3 separate regions of the Mus musculus genome follow, and all the other regions are linked to region 1. The links are chromatin loops, found by intact Hi-C in ENCODE. Cell type or tissue: gastrocnemius. All regions are shown on one strand. Each heading gives the region's core, and the rest is flanking DNA. Links, peaks and the distances in the headings are about the cores only.

Evidence for each region. Peaks named below come from ENCODE experiments on the same cell type or tissue, not always from the same donor. Only the 100,000 strongest peaks of a DNase experiment are listed, where the experiment ranks them.
Region 2: it touches region 1 in a loop (4-fold over the local background); 21 of 42 quality-filtered maps call a loop at or near these places.
Region 3: it touches region 1 in a loop (2.9-fold over the local background); 13 of 42 quality-filtered maps call a loop at or near these places.

The regions. Positions count from the first base shown.
Region 1 is chr13:56,472,305-56,478,421 of GRCm38, reverse strand. Slc25a48 (solute carrier family 25, member 48) reads right to left here. Exons shown (of 8, transcript NM_177809.4): 8 at 6,059-6,117. Among named protein-coding and RNA genes, the nearest start is that of Il9, 6.9 kb to the left of the region's middle. In gastrocnemius, for the core only: a CTCF peak has its summit at 2,899 (motif pointing left); DNase peaks (open chromatin) are centred at 889, 1,784, 2,862 and 3,358; H3K4me3 peaks cover 246 bases.
Region 2 is chr13:56,760,364-56,766,480 of GRCm38, reverse strand. It overlaps Gm52066 (a long non-coding RNA gene), which reads left to right and starts at 713. Exons shown (of 3, transcript XR_003950712.1): 1 at 713-1,164; 2 at 2,604-2,754; 3 at 4,039-4,164. In gastrocnemius, for the core only: no CTCF peak of the experiment used is centred there; DNase peaks (open chromatin) are centred at 3,439 and 3,850; H3K4me3 peaks cover 549 bases.
Region 3 is chr13:56,626,888-56,633,004 of GRCm38, reverse strand. It overlaps Tgfbi (transforming growth factor, beta induced), which reads right to left. Exons shown (of 17, transcript NM_009369.5): 7 at 4,950-5,091; 8 at 3,175-3,387; 9 at 2,324-2,461; 10 at 1,630-1,775; 11 at 819-955; 12 at 16-146. Among named protein-coding and RNA genes, the nearest start is that of Tgfbi, 20 kb to the right of the region's middle. In gastrocnemius, for the core only: no CTCF peak of the experiment used is centred there; a DNase peak (open chromatin) is centred at 2,680.

The DNA of each region.
Region 1 (6,117 bases), core at 692-5,691:
ACCATTCCCCTCAGCCTAACACCCTACATATCCCACCGCAGTACCCACTCCTGGTCTCTGTCCCACGATGCTCACGGCCTGCTAAGCATGCCTGCTTGCCTCTCCCAATCATACCCAGGCTCTCCAGGGACCAACTCCGTTCACTCTTGGACTAGCACTGAACTGCCCTGCAGGAGGCGCCATGTGAATGTGGCCTGAACAGATGACTGGTCTCCAGGGTGCAAGGGCACAACTGGAACTGGGTCAAGAATATGCATGCCTGGTGGATAGATTGGACCCAGAACATTCTGTGGGTGTCTCTGCAACACCTCCAGGCAGGTTTATACTACCTGCCTATCCCGGATAGAAGACTTCAGGCCATCTGTTTGGCCCCTTCAGCCCTGACTGATACACTGGCAGACACAAGGTCAAGGATAGGATCTTTGGCAGAGAAAATGGTCCTCTCCCCTTCTACCTGCTGATACAGAGGTGTGAGGGGGAACAGAACCTGGGTTCTGTCTTCATGCATGAAGGTTCCAGAACTATTATTCAATGCCTCTACACAGGGCATTGAATAAGGAGGGTGTCTGAGTCTGTGTTGTGCCTAACTCTGGTCTGTGGTTCCTGCCCCCCACCCCCACCCCCAAAAATGAGGCAAATCCTTCCAAACTTATCACTCAATGTGTGATAGACAGGAGATGCTGAGGGAGTGCCACTCATTTACAATAATCATCAGATCAAACACTTCACATTCTGCACTGTTTCTGTTTGTACCAGGAGGCAGAACTCGGGACTGGCAGGAAGTAGACACTGGCATTTCTTCTTTATAAGCATGAGAGTCGAAGCTTTCCAGGTTGGAGACGTTCCCAAGAGCCTTCAGCTGGTGGAAACTGAAAAGCAGAGAGCCACTTCCAGCTGGTTCTGCTTGCCAACCCCTCTCTCTGCCCACCCCGTTCTGTCGCTCTCCTATCTGTGTGAGATTTCTACACTACTTCCTCTGACAGCCTGAGGGTCAGATGGGTTCACCGCAGCCCCAGGGCAGACTCACTTATCCAGCAAGCAAAGGTCAGAAAGGGTTCAGATTTCACCCACTTTAGTCCTTTCAAAAGTTAATGCACAATTCATGTGCCAATCCTTACATAACACCCATAACAGGACCTGGGGCAAAATTCTGTAATTAAACGCATCAATATTCAAAGCCCAAGAACGTTCACACGGATAGGTTAAGGTTGACAGCCGAAAGAGTCACAACAACCTTGAGTTGGCTGAGCTGTTTGGGTTTCAGGGTGTCGCTAAGGGATTGAGGAGCTGAGTGTACAAGACAGCTTTACTCCAGCCTGGGGCTCACATATGCTCCCTCTGGCTCTGGGTCATCTCCAGGAGGAACAGAGGTTTCTGCAGCACCCTGACTGGCTGGCTTCATGGCAACCCGGGTGGTTTCCCCTGCATCTGGGTCTTCTGAGTCAGACTACTCATTGTGGTTTGTGCTGACTGTACTCATTCAGGATCGCAGGGAGGGGCAGGCGGATGCTGGTGGTTGGGATGGTCTCAGAAGACAACACCAGCTACTGCAAGGGGGAGAGGCCGAGCAATAGAAACCCAGGCTTGCTGCCACATCAAAACCACCTGCCAGCTTGGTGCTTTCCCTTGGCTTGTCTGTAAAGTTGAGTAAAAAAAAGATTCACTCCTGCAGACAAAGTCCGAGGATGGCACACCTGGAGTGAGGAGGACTCACCTGGAGTGAAGAGGACTCACCTGGAGTGAGGAGAGCTCATCTGGAGTAAGGAAGGAGCACACCTGGAGTGAGGAGGGCACACCTGGGGTGAGAAGGGCACACCTGGAGTGAGGAGGGCTCACCTGGTGTAAGGAGGGGGCACACCTGGGATGAGGAGGGCACACCTGGGGTTCCTGAGGCTGTATCCTTTGAGGCTGTATCCCAGCCTCAGAATCCAAAGTCACCTCCAAACGGAAAAGGGAGCCATCTTGAGTTGAACATTTCACTTGGAATTCCTAAAATTTCCCCACAAGTGGCAAAATCACACCCCAGACCCACTCCTGGGTATTGGATAGAATGGGGCTTAGTGGGGTGGGGGTGGGAGAAGTGAGGCCAGCTGGGGGGAGGAGGAGGACAGTTAAATTTAGGTAGAAAATAAAAACAAGTTGCATCCACGCACCCAAGGACGCGGTTCGATGACTCCACAACCATAGTAAGCATGCAGGTGCAGGAAAGATGGCGTGCTATGAGACCGTGAACACCGTTCTTAGGACTTGGGTTACCTAACCCAGAGGGGCCCCCTCCATGCTCAGGGAAACCAAGCCCAGTGAGCCCTCTCTATGCTCGGCCAGTGGCCAGAAGTCACGCTTCTCTGGGTATACAGCTCCCTGAATGTCACAACTGAATCACATGCTTCTGGAATCTTCTTTGACAACAGTTTAGCACAAAGGATTCTGGGAGTTAGAACCCAGACCAATAACCTGTCCTGTGTCCTGAGCATTCGAAGACCGACTCAGTATTTACATCTACCCCACTCCAAAGCATGCTTATGAAGACACCAAGGGGCAGCTGGGGCTCTCGGGGTTTCACACAGACCAGGCCCAGGGTACACAGATACATCATCCACCCTTTGTCAACCTCCGAGCAGAAAGCTGAGCAGCCCCGAATCGCGGAGGAAGACTGGCTTTTGTTTTTGTTTTTGTTTGTTTGTTTTTTTATAGATGAGGAAAAGAGAAGCCCACGTGGGCAGAACATGTGGAGATTATGCAGATAGGCATTGAGGCTGGAACCCAAGGAAAGGACAGCACCCTGGGGCAAGGCGAACAGTGAGACAGGGAGGGAAGTGCCCAGGACCCATGCTCTACAGGTCACCAGCTAGCAGACAGCCTTGGGATTTAGTTGATGTCTGCTGCCATCAAGTGGTGATTCTATGGCATATCAGCCAAACAGGCTTTTGAGAGACAGTGTCCCACAAGACCAAAATCTAACTTCTTATGACTCTAAGATACTGCCTTCCTCTCCACTCCTGTTTTCTCATGTGCACATGGGATCTCGCAAGGACTGTACAGCAAGCGATGTCTCAGACGAGCAGAAGGGCTTCCAGCTGCCTTCTATGCATTCACTACAGAGGAGTAAACTCTCTGCCTATCTAGGAGCACACAGTGGGAGATCCTGACTGGCCTCTGAACACACCACTCTTCCAACCCAACTGTGCAGCCAAGGCAGGCACCAGGGCACGCCTACACGACATATCCTGGAATGGGATAGAGGAAGTACTCTGGGTCCATCTCGGCATCCTGTAACACACCAGGAGCATCTCCTTGCCAGCACCCTCAGTACCTGCCCGTGGTGCTGTGGTGGGAATGAAGCCAGCCTCTTCCTGTTAGAGTCTAGTAAACTAGAATGAAAACTCTGCTGGGGCTCCTCCGCTCTTACCCCTGGAGACAGTGCCTGCAACACAGCAGGTGCTCAACACACGTGTGATGACTAAGTCACCAGGGGCTCCATAGCCTTGGGTTCAGAGCTGCCCAGGGGAGGGGGCTTTGAACTCCAAGAGCTGTGGAGGATGGATGTGGAGAGAGCACTGTGAGGAAACACCTGTGATCTACACAGGGGAGAGTGGCTATGTCAGCCTCTGGGGTGGGGTGGGGTGGGGGAGGCAGCTGTGATTTGGTGCTCGGTCTAGATCACATAGAGGTGGTGGATCCCCCTACTACCTCTTCCTTGGGGCAAACCAAGGAAAATCTTTTTTTAAAAAGATTTATTTCTTTTATGTATGGGAGTACACTGTCGCTATCTTCAGACACAGCAGAAGAGGGCGTCAGATTTCATTACAGATGGTTGTGAGCCACGATGTGGTTGCTGGGAATCGAACTCAGGACCTCTGGAAGAGCAGATGGTGCTCTTAACCACTGAGTCATCTCTCCAGCCCCCAAGGAAGATCTTAAAGGCTTGTTTACATGGCTGTGAGGACAGTTCCTCACTGGGGTATAAGATCACCCTGGACCACATTTCTGCGTGGCTGGTGGTGGCTGCCCAGGTGACAGTGTTGGGCAGGACTCTGAAGCCACATCCAGCCGTGTGTGCTGAGAGGGGTTTGGGGGGTGCGGTAGGTGTGGCTGCTGCAAGCACACATGTGGACGCATGCCACACAATAGCAGTGCTACCTCCTAGGTGGTTCCCAAAGGAGGTAAGACAGATGCACGACGTCACACTGGAAAGCAGACTGTGCCTTTTATTATGATTTCCACATAAAAGTCATGTCCACAGAACACCCACCCCTGCAAGCTCTGGCTGTCACCTGCCACGCAACGACACCATCACATGACACTGCTCAGGCTTGGGAGAGAATCTTTGGATATTCCTATCCTATATGTTCTTTTCTAGACACCGAGCCCTCCCTCTCAATCTCGAGGACCGGGAAGAAAATGACACACACTGGTTTCTCTCTGGGATGGCAACATCTCCACAGACCTAAACTGGATAGAGAGGAAGGTGACCAAGATCTCTCAGAAGCCAGGGAGAGAGCTCTGCATGTCACACAGAAACAACCCAAGGGGCTTACGGTGCTTTTATTTGGGAGCGCAAGTCTATGCTGGGTTTTCATCATCCGTGGGCACAGAATGTCTTGCCTGTTTTTCTCAGGTGCTAATCCAGAGCTGAAAGAGATGGTGGCTGCCTGGTCCATGGTCTGCTGCTTCCTTCCATCATTAGACTGGGGAGAGAAACAGTCTGCAATCATGGAGGGAGGGAGTCCAAGCTCAGGATGATGGCTGTGGCCCACCTGGCACTGGGCAGAGATGGCTGGGTCTTCCTACTCTCCAGTAATTTGTTCTTGCTGGTTCTACAGGTGTTGTCAGCATCTGCCTCGGGATGAGGTCTGTTCAGATTACAGTAGCCCTGAGAGGAGAGGGGCCACATAACGAGTTCTCTTTTTTCAGCCAGCAGGATCTAGGCTTGGACAACCCACCCGGAGATGGCTCTCATGCCACAGAGATGCGGTAGTGATCACCACGTGCTGCAGTCAGTCAGGAAGGCTGTGTGGGATTGCTTGTAAATGTTCAAACAAGGGGTCACGGGAAGAGCGCATCTCCTTTCTTTGGTTATGAAGCTCCTTGTAAACAGAAAGCAAGCTCCCAGGTTTAGAGGATACACATCAGGGCAGAGTATAGCACAGCTCCGTTCTAGGAAGGGATCTGCTACCAGGATCCTGAAAGGGCATGGACTGATAACACAGGACTCATGAGGAAACCTAAGGATGGTTTATGAGTGACTGGGACCCTCTTCCTCAAGCCATCCCCATGACAACGAACTACCCCATACAGGGCTGACCACTGAGCTTCACGGCTCTGCTATGAGTAGCATGGAAGGACACAGAACTAGGGATGGACAGGAAGGAAGGTGCCATCTCCCCGAGACTCTAGGGAGTCCTCTATCCCAGGTATGTATTTGGAAACAATTTTTATTGACCCTATGCCTGGGACTTTGGAGACCGTCCCCATCCCACCATTTCTTAGGGTCTCCAATGAGTGTTCCAAGGTCATCTGAGATACACCATCTCCTCCATTTTGGGGACTAGGTGAGGAGGGCGGCGTTGCTGTTCACATCTTCAAAGAGTTCACATTTGTGCTGCAGACGGTGGCCTGTTCCAAACCTTTGTAAGTTAAAGCTCAGGCTTGCTGGCAGGCCTGGTGTCCGTGGCTCCTGGTTAGAACAGGATGTTAAACACCTTGTTCAAGGCTGTGCTGCTAGCTGGGCGGTGGTGGCGCACGCCTTTAATCCCAGCACTTGGGAGGCAGAGGCAGGCAGATTTCTGAGTTCGAATCCAGCCTGGTCTACAGAGTGAGTTCCAGGACAGGCAGGGCTACAGAGAGAAACCATGTCGGGGACGGGGGGGGGGGGATGGGGGGGGATGGGGGGGGATGGGGGGGGATGGGGGGGATGGGGGGGGATGGGGGGGATGGGGGGGGATGGGGGGGATGGGGGGGATGGGGGGGATGGGGGGGATGGGGGGGATGGGGGGGGAGACTATGCTGCTGGGTCACTCTGTCCCACTTGAGACAGTCTCTTCCAGCTCTCACTGCTGCTGCTTAGAGGGTTTATTTTGTTTTGGTTTTGTATTTTTTTCCTAAGGAGACGGGTTT
Region 2 (6,117 bases), core at 769-5,768, 290 kb before region 1:
ATAAATACAACTGAATATTGGATTCCAGGGACATCTGTGGCTCTCCACGTGCATAGACCATGGGGAGCAGAATTCCAGCCACCGAACCTCTGACTCACTAATTTTCCCATGCCCAGACCTGAGTGAGCACAGGAAGTGGCTCCTTGGATCACTTTAATGATCACAGAGAACAGAGCCCCGGGGTTTCAGCTCTGAACCAATCAATCACAGAAAGGCACCAGCAAAGTGGATCCCTTAACGCCTTCCCTATCTACAGAGCTAAATTAGCTGTCCCCAAGCCCGGGAGCCCTCTATCAGAGCGTTACTGGTTTCTCAGGATCACATGCAGACAAGTGTGTCACTGTCTGTCACCAGCAGTATGAATAGCATGAATATTCTGTGCTTTAGAAAAGGCCATGTATCTCATGGTAGTTCTCCTCCAGGGATGCAGATGAATTTGATGTTCTGAGACGCCCGAGATGGTCTGTCTCGGAGCACAGTGCAGAGCCGCATGATCTAACTTGGACTGAGGCTTCAGGGAGAGGGAGGAAAGGATGGCGCTTCCCGGAACTGAGCACAGGTTCTCAGAGCGGCTCACAAACAGCTGGCATAAATGCTGCTGACCACACAGTCTGCCTCCTGCCCAAACCAAGGCGACTTGTCCTGAGGTTAAACAAAGGCCCACGCGGGGAAGGGGATGCAGGGGGAGGGGCACACTTCCGGAGGAAACAGGAGGAGCGCACAGACATATGAGAATCATATGTGAATCAGGATTTTTGTTGCTGTGACAGCATGACCAAAACTACTCAAGGAAGAGTTTGTTTTAGCTTCTGGTTGCAGAGGGGGCTGGACTCCATGATAGCAGGGAAGGCGTGGGCTGACGGCAAGGAGCAGGAAGCCAGCAGGTCGGTCCAACGAATAGGAAGTGGAGCTGGCTAGGAACCTGCAAGGTTGCCCCTCCCAACGCTTCCATCACCTCCCCGGAGCTCCTCCAGGGGATCGAGTGGTCTATAAGCCTATCAGAAGCATTTCTCATTTCAGCACGACACTAAGTGTCCTAAGTCTGCACCGAGCTATTGTGCCCAGCTATCCACAGGTCAGCTCTACAGAGAGACAGGAAGTATATCCAAGTCCATGGCGTGTAACCGACACCTCGCTGTTTCACCACAACAGAGACAAGGACCGGTAATTGAGAGTGAATATGTGACTGCTGAGCCCCAGCAAACACCCAGGAGGGAGGAGAGGAGGAAGGCAGGCAGGCAGGACAGGCGGCAGCACAGGCAGCTTGAGGATGTTCAGAATAGACGCTGAGCTTCATCTTTGTGACTGTCATTGGCGGTCACAACGAAAACCATTGAGCAAGAGGAAGCACCACACAGTGTCTGAGCATCCAGGCCAGGGGCACAAGGAGCACTGGCACAAAACAGAGGAGCCCGAGTTTATGTGACCTCTGGAAAGTCCTACCCGAGGAGTGGGCGCCAGTGCGGAGTCCCGGTTAAAAACTGAACACTGTTCTGGGGCAGAAGTTCTACTGTCGTGAACTCTAACGCCTCCCGTGGCTGCTGCTCTATCAGTTTTACGAAGTGTGGATGGCTTCTCAAGAAAGAGGAGAGTGGTTGTGCTGGCTGAACTGTTGGATTTATGGCTTCAAAGATAACACATTTTTCCTTTCTCAAATCCCACGAATCCCTTTGCGCATGCGTGCCTGGACTAGCCATGTGACCCACATTAGCCAATAAGACACTAGCAAACATAGCCCAAGCAATAGTTTGATGATGAATTTGATGATGATGAGTTTGTCACTGGGGCTTGCCTTCCAGAAGACAAGTGCCATGTTGTAAATAAGTTCCCATGCTTCATTGAGAAGGAACACATAGCTGGAGAGATGGCTCAGCGGTTAAGTGTACTGACTGTTCTTCTAAAGGTCCCGAGTTCAATTCCCAGCAACCACATGGTGGCTCACAACCATCTGTAATAGAATGTGATGCCCTCTTCTGGTGAGTCTGAAGAGAGCAACTGTACTTACATACATAAAATAAATAAATCTTTTTGAGAGAGAGAGGGGGGGCAGGATGGGGGGACACATAGAGAGAAAATTCAGAGGACCAGTGGCTTCTCACACTTCCCAGGCTAGCTGGTTCCCCCAGCAGAGAGCCGCCCACAAGTGATTCAGAGAATAGAAGAGCCACCCGGCTGAGCCTTGCCAGCCACAGGATCCTGAAAAATAACATTTGCCTGGGCCTGGAGAGATGCATCCGTGGTTAGCAGTGCACACTGCTCTTGCAGAGAGCCCAGGTTCCGTTTCCAGCACCCCATCAGAGGGCTTACAAACACTTCATTCCATGCCTGGTTATCAGGTTGCCTGAGGGGAGGGCAGCGAGGAAGGGACGGGACCGGGATCCGGGCCCAGTGCTCTCGGCAGGCCAGAGTAGGACTGATGTAGTTTCAGAAAGAGGGTTAGAAAGTAAGCATGTAGCAAAGACAAAAGAAGAGCTAGGCAGGATGGCTCAGCCCATCACCCTTCACCCTCACACCCAGGACATTGCTAATGGCATAAGAAAGGGGCCAAACACATGGACATGTAGCTGGAGTAGCCGTATGTGTATTTTCTCTTCCCTTGTCAGGAGTGAAGAAAGGTCATTTATCCCCTAGGACACCGGATGGGTCCATACAATCTTCAAGCCAGGATATCAGGGCTGCACAATCAAGACAGACAACCCACCAGGAGAGAAAAACAAGCTTCCAAGGTGTCCTGGCACCTACCCACTGGGAGAGGTCAGGTCTTCATCGCTGCTGCTGAGGTGGCAGGCTGGCTGGGGTGGGGTCTACATCTCTCCCCTCCCTGACACAACTAATAGGGAAGAGAGGTGGGGCGGGGCGAGGGGGGGCTCCTCAGACTGGAGACTCATCTGCTCTCTCTCCTCCTCTGTGGGACTGAAGCACGAAGCTCTACTTCACACAGGAGCTGTGTCGTTAAAGAGCATTCATGATTAGGGCAGGTAATTCACTCTTTAATCTCCCTCCAGCCCACTGAGACCCTCCCCGACGGGTTCCCACTTCTGTTTTCATCCCCACCCTCCACAGTGGGAATTCCTTAAAGCAACCCTGACACTTTTTGTCTCATCCCGCCCCCCTTTCCAAGCTGGCCTGGGGTGGGGGGGTGGGGGGCTCTTCTGTTGCCTTCCCCATCTGCAAGGATAGCTCTGAGCAAAGGTTCCAACAGGGACCAGAGAGAGACTATTTGGTAGTGTGGCTAGGTGTGAAAAGCCCCCAACCCCTGGGCCAACCTTCTTAATGGCCAGAAGAGAGAAGACTTCGCCCCACTACTAAATAACAAGTTTCCACTGGTCCTGTGCCCTCTCAGTGGGTGCAGAGGATAAAGGATTGTTGTTCTTCACGTTCAACTGTCTCTGGCATCATCAGCGAGACTCTTTCCCACAGCCCACAGCCCCTGCCAGTCTCTGCCTTCTGCATATTGGCAAGGGCAGGAGGAAGAGGCACAGATGGGGCAATTAAGGAATGGGGACCCTAGAGGCAGGAGGGAAGTGGCAAAGCAAATCGCTTTAGCTGCTCGGGTGTGTGCTGTTTCCTTAAAATATGATTTTCATCAAAAAGCAGACCACAGGCACTGATTTCCAAAAATCCCTAGTTCTCAAAGAAAAAAGGAAATCCGAATCCACCCACTCTGAGATAGTCTGTGGAAGTATTTGCTCACGGTTATCTTTGCATATTATATAAATCTTAGTCCATGAGACAATTGGCTACGAGATGTAAGGTTCTTTTCTTTCTATTAGCCGATCTCTGGCAGAAGCCCCAATCCCTACTCCATTTCTGAGGAGCAGACATCTCAGCCGAGCTCAGAGTGTCCACCCCTCCCCCCACCAGCGCTACACCAGCCAGGGGTCTGACCCACTAGGCAGAGGACCTCCCGCTCACAAACCCCTCTTAGTGTACCTCTATGCACATGTTACCTAGAGGTCACCCCGACAAGCCACTGCTACAGGAGCCCCACATGGAACATAACTCAAAGCACTGCTGGCCTCTTCCATTCTTCCCCAGGCACTTCGGAGCTAGAGGCTGCAACTAAAGCCTCTGCGTACTCAGGTAAATATACAGAATGATCCCAATCCCTCACACCTGGAGGGGCGGGGGCAGGGCGCCAGCCATATTCTGAGGACTTCTGCACCCTTACAGATCTGTCTAGAAAACATTCTCTCTCTCTCTCTCTCTCTCTCTCTCTCTCTCTCTCTCTCTCTCTCTCTCTCTCTCTCTCTCTCTCTCTGGGTGTGTGTGTGTGTGTGTGTGTGTTCTCCTTTCTAAGTCAGAGAACTCTCTGCCCCCTCACAGACCAACCCTATCTTCTTTCTATGTAGGATCCCCGGGACCTGGGGGATAGTTCCTAACTTCAGGGATGGACATTTTTGCTGTCATTCAAGGCTGTCCCAAAAGCATTGTGCACAAGATAAAAAGTAACATGCAAAAAGGCAGGGTTGAAGCAAGACACCAAAGAGAAGGGCTGCTAGCTAGACCCCTGCCCTTCCTTGCTCTGGATGCTGTGAACCTCCCCTAGACAGTTGAAACACAAAAGCTAACATTTGATCTTGTCCCTGAGTGTTACAATGTTGCCCCTTCCCTCTCACAGTTGACTTTGAGCAGTCTGACTGCCTTTTGGAAGAATCTTGGGTGTAAGCAAATGCGCATGCCCTGTACTCCCATAACACACACATCACATCACATCACGTCACGTCACGTCACGTCACATCACATCACATCACATCTATAGCTCCAAATACTAGGTTTGAATCTTGAGGACTAGGAAATCAGAGCCCCCCGGAAAGAAGGAACCTAGTTAAAGAGCTGCCTCCATAAGATTGACCTGTGAGCTTGTCTTTGGGGTATTTTCTTGATTAATGATTGATGTGGGCAGGCTCAGCCCACTCTGAGTGGTGTCACACCTTGGCAGGTTGGCCTGAGCTGTTTAATAAAGCAGGCTGAGTAAGCCATGGGGAGCCAGCCAGTAAGCAGGACCCCTCCACAGCCCCTGCTTCAGTCCCTGTTTTAGTTTCCCTCAATGAATCATAATCCACAAGCCAAATAAACCCTTTCCTGTTTTGGGTCAGTGTTAATCACAGCCACAGAAAGCAAACTAAGACAGAGACCATTAGCTTTTAAAAGCACAAGTGATTGTGATGTGAATCAGAAGAGGTCCCGGGAGGAGACACTGAGACCAAGCTGATGAATACTGCCCCGGCCCTTTGGGTTGCTCAGAAGACCTGCAGAACACCGCTATTCTCGCCAGAGTGGGTGATCAGGAACAAGAGACTCAGGCTGGATGATGGCTTGGCATGTCTTGAATGCCCTTCACTTGCTCGGGTATCTTCTTGGATGCCACAGCTCCCCACTGAAACTCGGCACCATCTACAAGGAGTGTGATCCGAAAGGCTTTTCCCAAGAAGCAGCCCCCTCTCTAACTGGGTGACGCCACCCACATCTTCCACGCCCCAGACAAGGCTACCCATCCTTCTCTGGACAGGAGTGGGAGAAGTTCTTTCCCCAGCAGAGCGGGGATACAGGGAATCAAAGCTGACTCCCAGGGAAGAGCCCCCAGGACGGAGATGCCTGAGTGTCCTCGCTGGAAGCTGAGAGGACAAGATGCCCTCATCACAAAATGGCACTGCTGATGGAGCTTCAGATTTAGATTTGAAATGCCACTTAAAGGACAGCTTCTCACTCCAACGTCTCCACACTCCGTCACGAGTCAGGCCATGGGCCTGCGTGTCCCTCTCTCCCTCCCTGCCAAGGCTAACAGGAAAAGCACTCCTCAGGTCTCCTGCATGGTTGCCTGGTCAGGGGACCTTTTTCTGCCCCTACCCATAGCTACAATCCCCAGAGCAGCTCACTATGACCTGCAGCTTTCCTTGGGAAAGGACAGTACTGTCCCCATGGCAGAGGGGAAATTTTAAAAAGGGGGGGGGGCGAGTAAGAGCTGGCCTTCTCAGACTAAGGTGCCAGGAAAGGGTTGGCTGGAGCAGTGGGTCACTGGCCACTTATAAAACAAGAGAATAAATCCTCATCCAGTCACCCTCGCCATCCCAGGGGGGACAAGCTCCAAGACGTCTCAGATACCCACATTCTTGA
Region 3 (6,117 bases), core at 769-5,768, 150 kb before region 1:
TAACTTAGTCTTTACCCAAGAGTTTGTTCAGTTCTTCTGGAGGCATGGCTTGGAACGCTTCATTGGTGGGAGCAAAAACAGTGTAGACCCCTTCCCGGTTGAGGATCTCCATGAGTCCTGCAGACTGGATGGCGGCCACCAGCATGCTACAGACAAACACAAAGAAAATGACAGCTCACTCTCCATGCCCTCTCCACCCAGAGGGAAGGTCTATTGTCACCTCCTCACTAGGCATCAATGTCATAAGCAGAACCAACGGCCAGAGGGGATGAAGGAAGAGAAAAGGGGAGAATTGGTATGGCCGACCCAGAGATGGGCGGAGTCGGTGTCTGCTAAGCATGTGATCCTGGTAAGCAGAGGACCAGCCTCCCAGTCCGTGGGCAGGTGACTCAAGTGGGCACTAAGGAAACTCCTGGCTTGACAGCACTCATTGGAGAACTACCAAGTTGGAAGTAGAGGGATCAGGGCAAGAGAGTAAAGTGACCTGGTGGCTTCAGTTGGTGCAGAAAGAGAACGATATAGTGTGTCCTTAAAGCCCCTTAGCTCCCTGAGGACTTTCTAGTGTGATGATATCCTTGTGTTTTAGTATTACAATGATCCCTCCCCCTTTCTGCGGGTATGAGAATTGTATCGACTGCAGGAGCCCTGCTTCCCAAATTAAGGTGTCAAGGACACCCTTACCCTCTCCATATCCTAACCATGGATGATCACACCAGTGTGTCACCAGAATTAGGTTACCTCTTGGGAAGTAGGGTAAAAGAGCTGAGGCCCAGCATGACCCTTTGGTAGAAGCCTGGCCCCGTGATGAGATCGATTACCTAAAACGATTGTCTCCCTTCAGGACATCCATAACTGTCCCCATTGGGGGTGTCAACATCCGGTCCATGGTGAACAGGGTCCCAAACCGTCCCCTCTTATCATGGGCAGCAATGCAGCTGTTTTCAATGCAGAGGCTCTGCACCAAAGAGGGGCAAAGAAAGGGAGATGGTTATCTTCTCAGGCAGGGCCCTCCAGACTTGTTCAGGGCCAGCAGTGATGGCATCATACACAGAGGTTTCCTCAGGGAAGGGTGGGGCAGAGGGGCTCTGGTAAAATCACACAGGGACTCTGTGACAAGGTCAGTCTCACAAGAGGTCTATTGACAGAGATCAAATAGACAGACTAGTCAACTGGTTGATTTAACCAGTGATGAGTTCATGACTGGTTGATTTTATCAGCCGTTGGACATCTTTGGCTAAATGGTCCTGTTTGTCCCAGACCAAGACCAACACCATGCTGACCATATGGGAAGGTCTTGGACCAAGGAGAGCTTAGCTTTACAGGGGCAAGCCTAGAAAGACTCCAAGTTTCTGCCCCACTCCCCCCTGTTCATCCTGCTGAGTCCCAGGCAGCCTCCCCACTCAGCAACTGAGCTAGGGCTGAGCCTTAGTTTCCAACCTGCAGGAAAGGAAGTGTCACCCAGAATCCTGAACACTTTCCAGAAACCGCTTCCTCTTTTTGAAAGCCAGTTCTTACATAAGCTCCTGGCTCTTGAGTGCCGCAGTCTCCGCAGTCTCCATTTTATATATATATATATATAAACAATACATGCCAAAGACGGGGTGTGAATCAGGACCTAGAGCTACTTACATTTCGATAAACAAAGACTCGCAGCTTTTTGCCACCCAGCGTGTCCAGTGTCTGTCCAGAGTACAGATACTTGGAGGCCAACTGTTCTTTGACCATGTGGTTCAGAAGCAAAGTCTTCATCTGGGCGTCGATGCGAGGGACACCATCTGCAAGTGAAGGGATGGACAGATCCAGGGAGACAGGTTCCGGAGATAAGGTGTGTGATGAGAGACACACGTGCAAGAGAGCCTGCCCATCTCTCCGTGGTTTGGAAATGGAGACAGAAAGTAAGGGTGGCTGTCAAAACCCCTTAACATTCAGCAACTATTAGAGAAAAGAATAGGTGCAGCTACTGAGCATGCTTGTCATTTTGCTCTCAGAAGGAGGAGACTTTCTCCATGTCCCCATAACAGCACCTCAGCTGACCCCAGCCCATATACATCAGTGTTGACCCTGCAAACCAAAAGCCGAGGGCTGCTCCACTCTCCTGGCAGAGGCAAAGTATTGAGCTCTGAGGAAAAGATCCCCCGCCCCAATACATTCTTGGCTGGTTCAGATAAACAACGGGTAGTCCAAAGTTCCTGATAGAATCACATCTGCTTTGGACTATGGTAGGCGGAAGGTTCCAAGGCTGTTGTAAATCAGGGCAGGGCTGTAGGGTTGGGGCAGCTGTCCCAGAGACAACAGAACAGCAGGGTGCTTTTCCCCACATTACCTTTGAACACAGAATTCAGGGGGGCCAGGAAGGTCAACTGTTCTTTCCCAGAGAGATGAGTATCGAGGCCAGCTTGTTTGAGGATGTCAATGGCAGTGGAGACGTCAGATTCCCCAGCCAGCTCAAGCAGTGTCTTGGCTACAGGAAGAAGAAATGGAGCCCAAAAGGTAACGGGAGGTGTGACTATGTCACGGTCCAGAGTGGGACAGACATCTGCACGAACTTCATCTTGTTAGTCACCAGCCTTCTAAACACAAAGGAGCCAAGCATGTCCCTGTCATCAGAAAACCTAATCTGCAGGGAGGTAGGTGACAGTCACTTGGCAGTTGACAGCACTCTCCCCAGGTCCCAGATTGGCTTGGCCAGGACCTGTTTGACTCTGGAGAGGAGCCAACATGACCTGTGCCACTGTTTCAGAAGATACTCCCACAGGAAGAGATCGCTCTTTCCTGGGAGAGTTCTATGCTCAGGTTGACTAGAAACCAAAGTCCATCCCATCATCTTTCCTGGGTCGGTGGCCTCGGATGGCCTAAGGAAAGCAAATGCTGTGACATTAGTGATGGCCCTTTGTGCCTAACCACAGCATGCAAGACCAGAAAGGGTTCTAAGATGGTGTCTTCTGGTTACCTCAAGACAGTGTCCTGTGCCTAGACTCCATACTGGAAGCATAAGATTTCTTATTTCCTACAGAACTTCAGGTTCACAGAAGGTACAGGGCTGTGTGCTGCCCCAAGGGCAAGAAGTGGCCCAAAAGACTGCTGATTATGCCTGTCTCTGTCACCAGGATTCCAGAAGGGACAGGAAACTGGGAAGGATAGAGCCCCTCACTCCCACCCCGGAGGCCTACTTACCTGAATCTGGGATAAGCAGCTCATCAATGAAATGAATGACACCGTTGGTGGCCAGGATGTCTTTGTTGGAGATGACAGCCTTCCCGTTGATGGTGAGCTTGTCCCCACTGCAGCCCACCTCCAGTGTGGTGCCCCCCAGGGTCTCCATGGACATTCCAGCTACAATGGCCTCAGCACACATGGCTGACTTCAGGATGTGGTTGTTTAGCAGGTCTGTGGCAGAAGAGGATACAGGTCTAGAGCCTGCTGTGGCTGGATGTAGGTGCTAGTTCCCAGCCTGCCCATGGCTGAGAATTTTGCTAGAGTACCACAGGGCCCACATCCCCATCTCTTGCCTACCACCAACTAAAACCACTGTGACACTGTGGTTAGACTGCCCAAGTTTGAATCCCATAACTGCTGACCAGCTGTGGGATCCTGGGCCAGCTACTTAGCCTCCTCAACCTGAAATGAAAACCTCTTCTCAACAGAGAAACTGTTGGTATAGACCCCAACCCTCTTCCTTCAGGACTGTAGCTATAGCAGTAGAGGGCAGTCCCCTGCTGTGAGCAAACTGGTCATTGCCTAGCAGTAGCAGGTATTCAAAAGGCCTCTCATAATGAGTTCTGATATCAATGAATATAAAAATCTTTGTGCTCTGTACAAAAGATCTTTCAATGCATTTATGGTTTGGGTGCTGTATGTTAAAGTCTTGCCCCAACCCCAGGGTGGTGCTATTGGGAAGTAGTGACAACGTTAAAAGGTAGAGTTAGTGTGGGGCCTTTAGGCCATTTAGTGCCCACCCCCTAAAGCCACAGGTTTGAAAGCCGTGGGGCCAGGTGATTATGAAATAACATGTCTATGACTGTGAGCCAAATGAAACCTTTCCTCTTCCTAATCTGGTTACTTCCGGTACATGTGCTGTGATGCTGCCTGCACCTCTTCCAGGAAGCTTCCTAGCCCTTGAGGCTGTAGACCCCAACCCTGCCCACCCCATCAGTGAACCAATCGTATCATCTCAACAGCCTGTTTTGAAGCCTGCTGCCCATCAGGCTTCAACTTCCTGGAAGACACAATGTGGCACCCGGGCTCCCGGCCCGGAACAGGCATTTTTGAAGGACCGCTCTCATCTAGGCACAGATGCCATCTGTGCTTTCTGAAGGGTCTCTTTCTCCCCATGTCTGGGAAGGGTCTCTGTAACCCATCAGGCATCATACCTGGCACACAGCCAAGGTAGCTTTAAACAATGTCACACTTAGTGACATTTAGGAGGAAGAATGTAAGTGGGCTGTACAGGGTCTAAGGGTTCACTAGGCAGCTTAGTACTTAGCGATCCTTCAGAAGTTCTAGAATTAAAGGGGGTGAAGAGAAAGAAGGGTGGGCCCCCTCCTAATCTACTGTCTATGCTGAACTTAGGAGCTGAAAGATGGAACCAGCAATGGAAATCAACTGACCATTGATTGCTCTGGCCAGACATAGGAAGATATAGAAGGTTACCATAATGATCCCGCTTGCTGGATGTGATCGCCAGCCACCCACCCCTGATTCGTCCAAGCTCTTGAAGCTTTCACACATCCACCTGCCTGTTTTGGCCACTAAGGTTTTGTTTCCTTAATTTGACCAGGGTCAGCTAGGGACTCCTAGCACTGTCTCTGCTTGGCTTCTACTAAGACATGGCCATTGGGAGTTAACATAAGCCAGGGTTTTAGGGGACATCCTGAAACGTGTGGCATTAGCGGAGGCCAGGGCTCACTTGAGCTGCTCCAATGAGGCAGCAAGGAGCTGAGGGTCCTCACCTCTCAGTGCCTCTGGGTCACCCAGGATGCGGTTCAAGGTCTCGGCAGGGATCTTCTCAAAGGCCTCGTTGGTTGGGGCCAAGAGTGTGAACTGGCCGTCGCCCTCCAGCACGGTATTGAGTCCTGATGCAGCCACGGCGGCCTGTGTAGGGAAGGGAGAATAAAACCTTCCTAGGCTCACCTGGCAAGACGCACACACCCTGGCTATGCCTCCCCAGGGGACACGAGACACTTAGAGGAATCCCAAGTGAGAGAGAAGCCTGGCTGAAGGTCTATCTTACCACGGCCTCCATGGGCCCTGACCTGTGTTCCAGCTGAGCTGACCATCTTTCAAGTGTGGATAACTTCACTCCTCCCTGACTCTGGGCCTCTCTCCCTGTAGCTCCCCCTGCCTCTCTTCCTCTTTCTTTTCTTCTTAGACTCCTGTTCCTTCAAACCTTGACCAAAATGCCACTCCTCTTGGCACAGATCCCCAGATGAAAGTCACCCTGACTGTCATGTCTCCCAGCTGTAATCCCACGGTTAGCAGAGTCCTTATGAACGATTATACAGTGTGGATATATTACATGCCTCAGGGCTACATGGCATCTAGAACAATATCCTAACAGGCCAAGGTGCTTCTCAACGCTCCCCAATAGAGAGGCTCCTCCTGGTTAATAGGGCCTGCAGGATACTCAGTCCACAGGCTTCCTCCATGCTCCCTTAGAGGAGCAAAGCATCTGCAGTGGGGTGGAGCAACATAAGCTGTTCTCTTCCTTCATTTTTCCCTGGCCATCGCTCCTGGGCTACACTGTCAATCATTCTTCTGCTCACTCCCCCTCCCCCAAGCTCATCTCGCTGTCCTTCCTTGCACAAGTCTCATCCGTCTTCCCAGAAAGAATGGTAGCCACTTTGTTCACTCTGACCCCTGGCACCTAGACTTGGAGAGTGATGCGGTTTAAGAAGCATGTGTTCAAAGGGGGGAAAAATGGGTATCAGGGAGGGTCAAAGCAGAATCAAAAAGAGGACATTTTCTTCCTATCATTTCCAACTGTAAGGGCAAGCCCCTCAATAGGAAGGACTCTGTGCTGAAAATAGGAAAGTCTGTGCTGTCAGCTTTGGGGTAACATTCCCTTGCAGACCCAGAGAAAGGCAGGGAAAAGCACCTCAAAAGCCAGTCTCCCTGGGG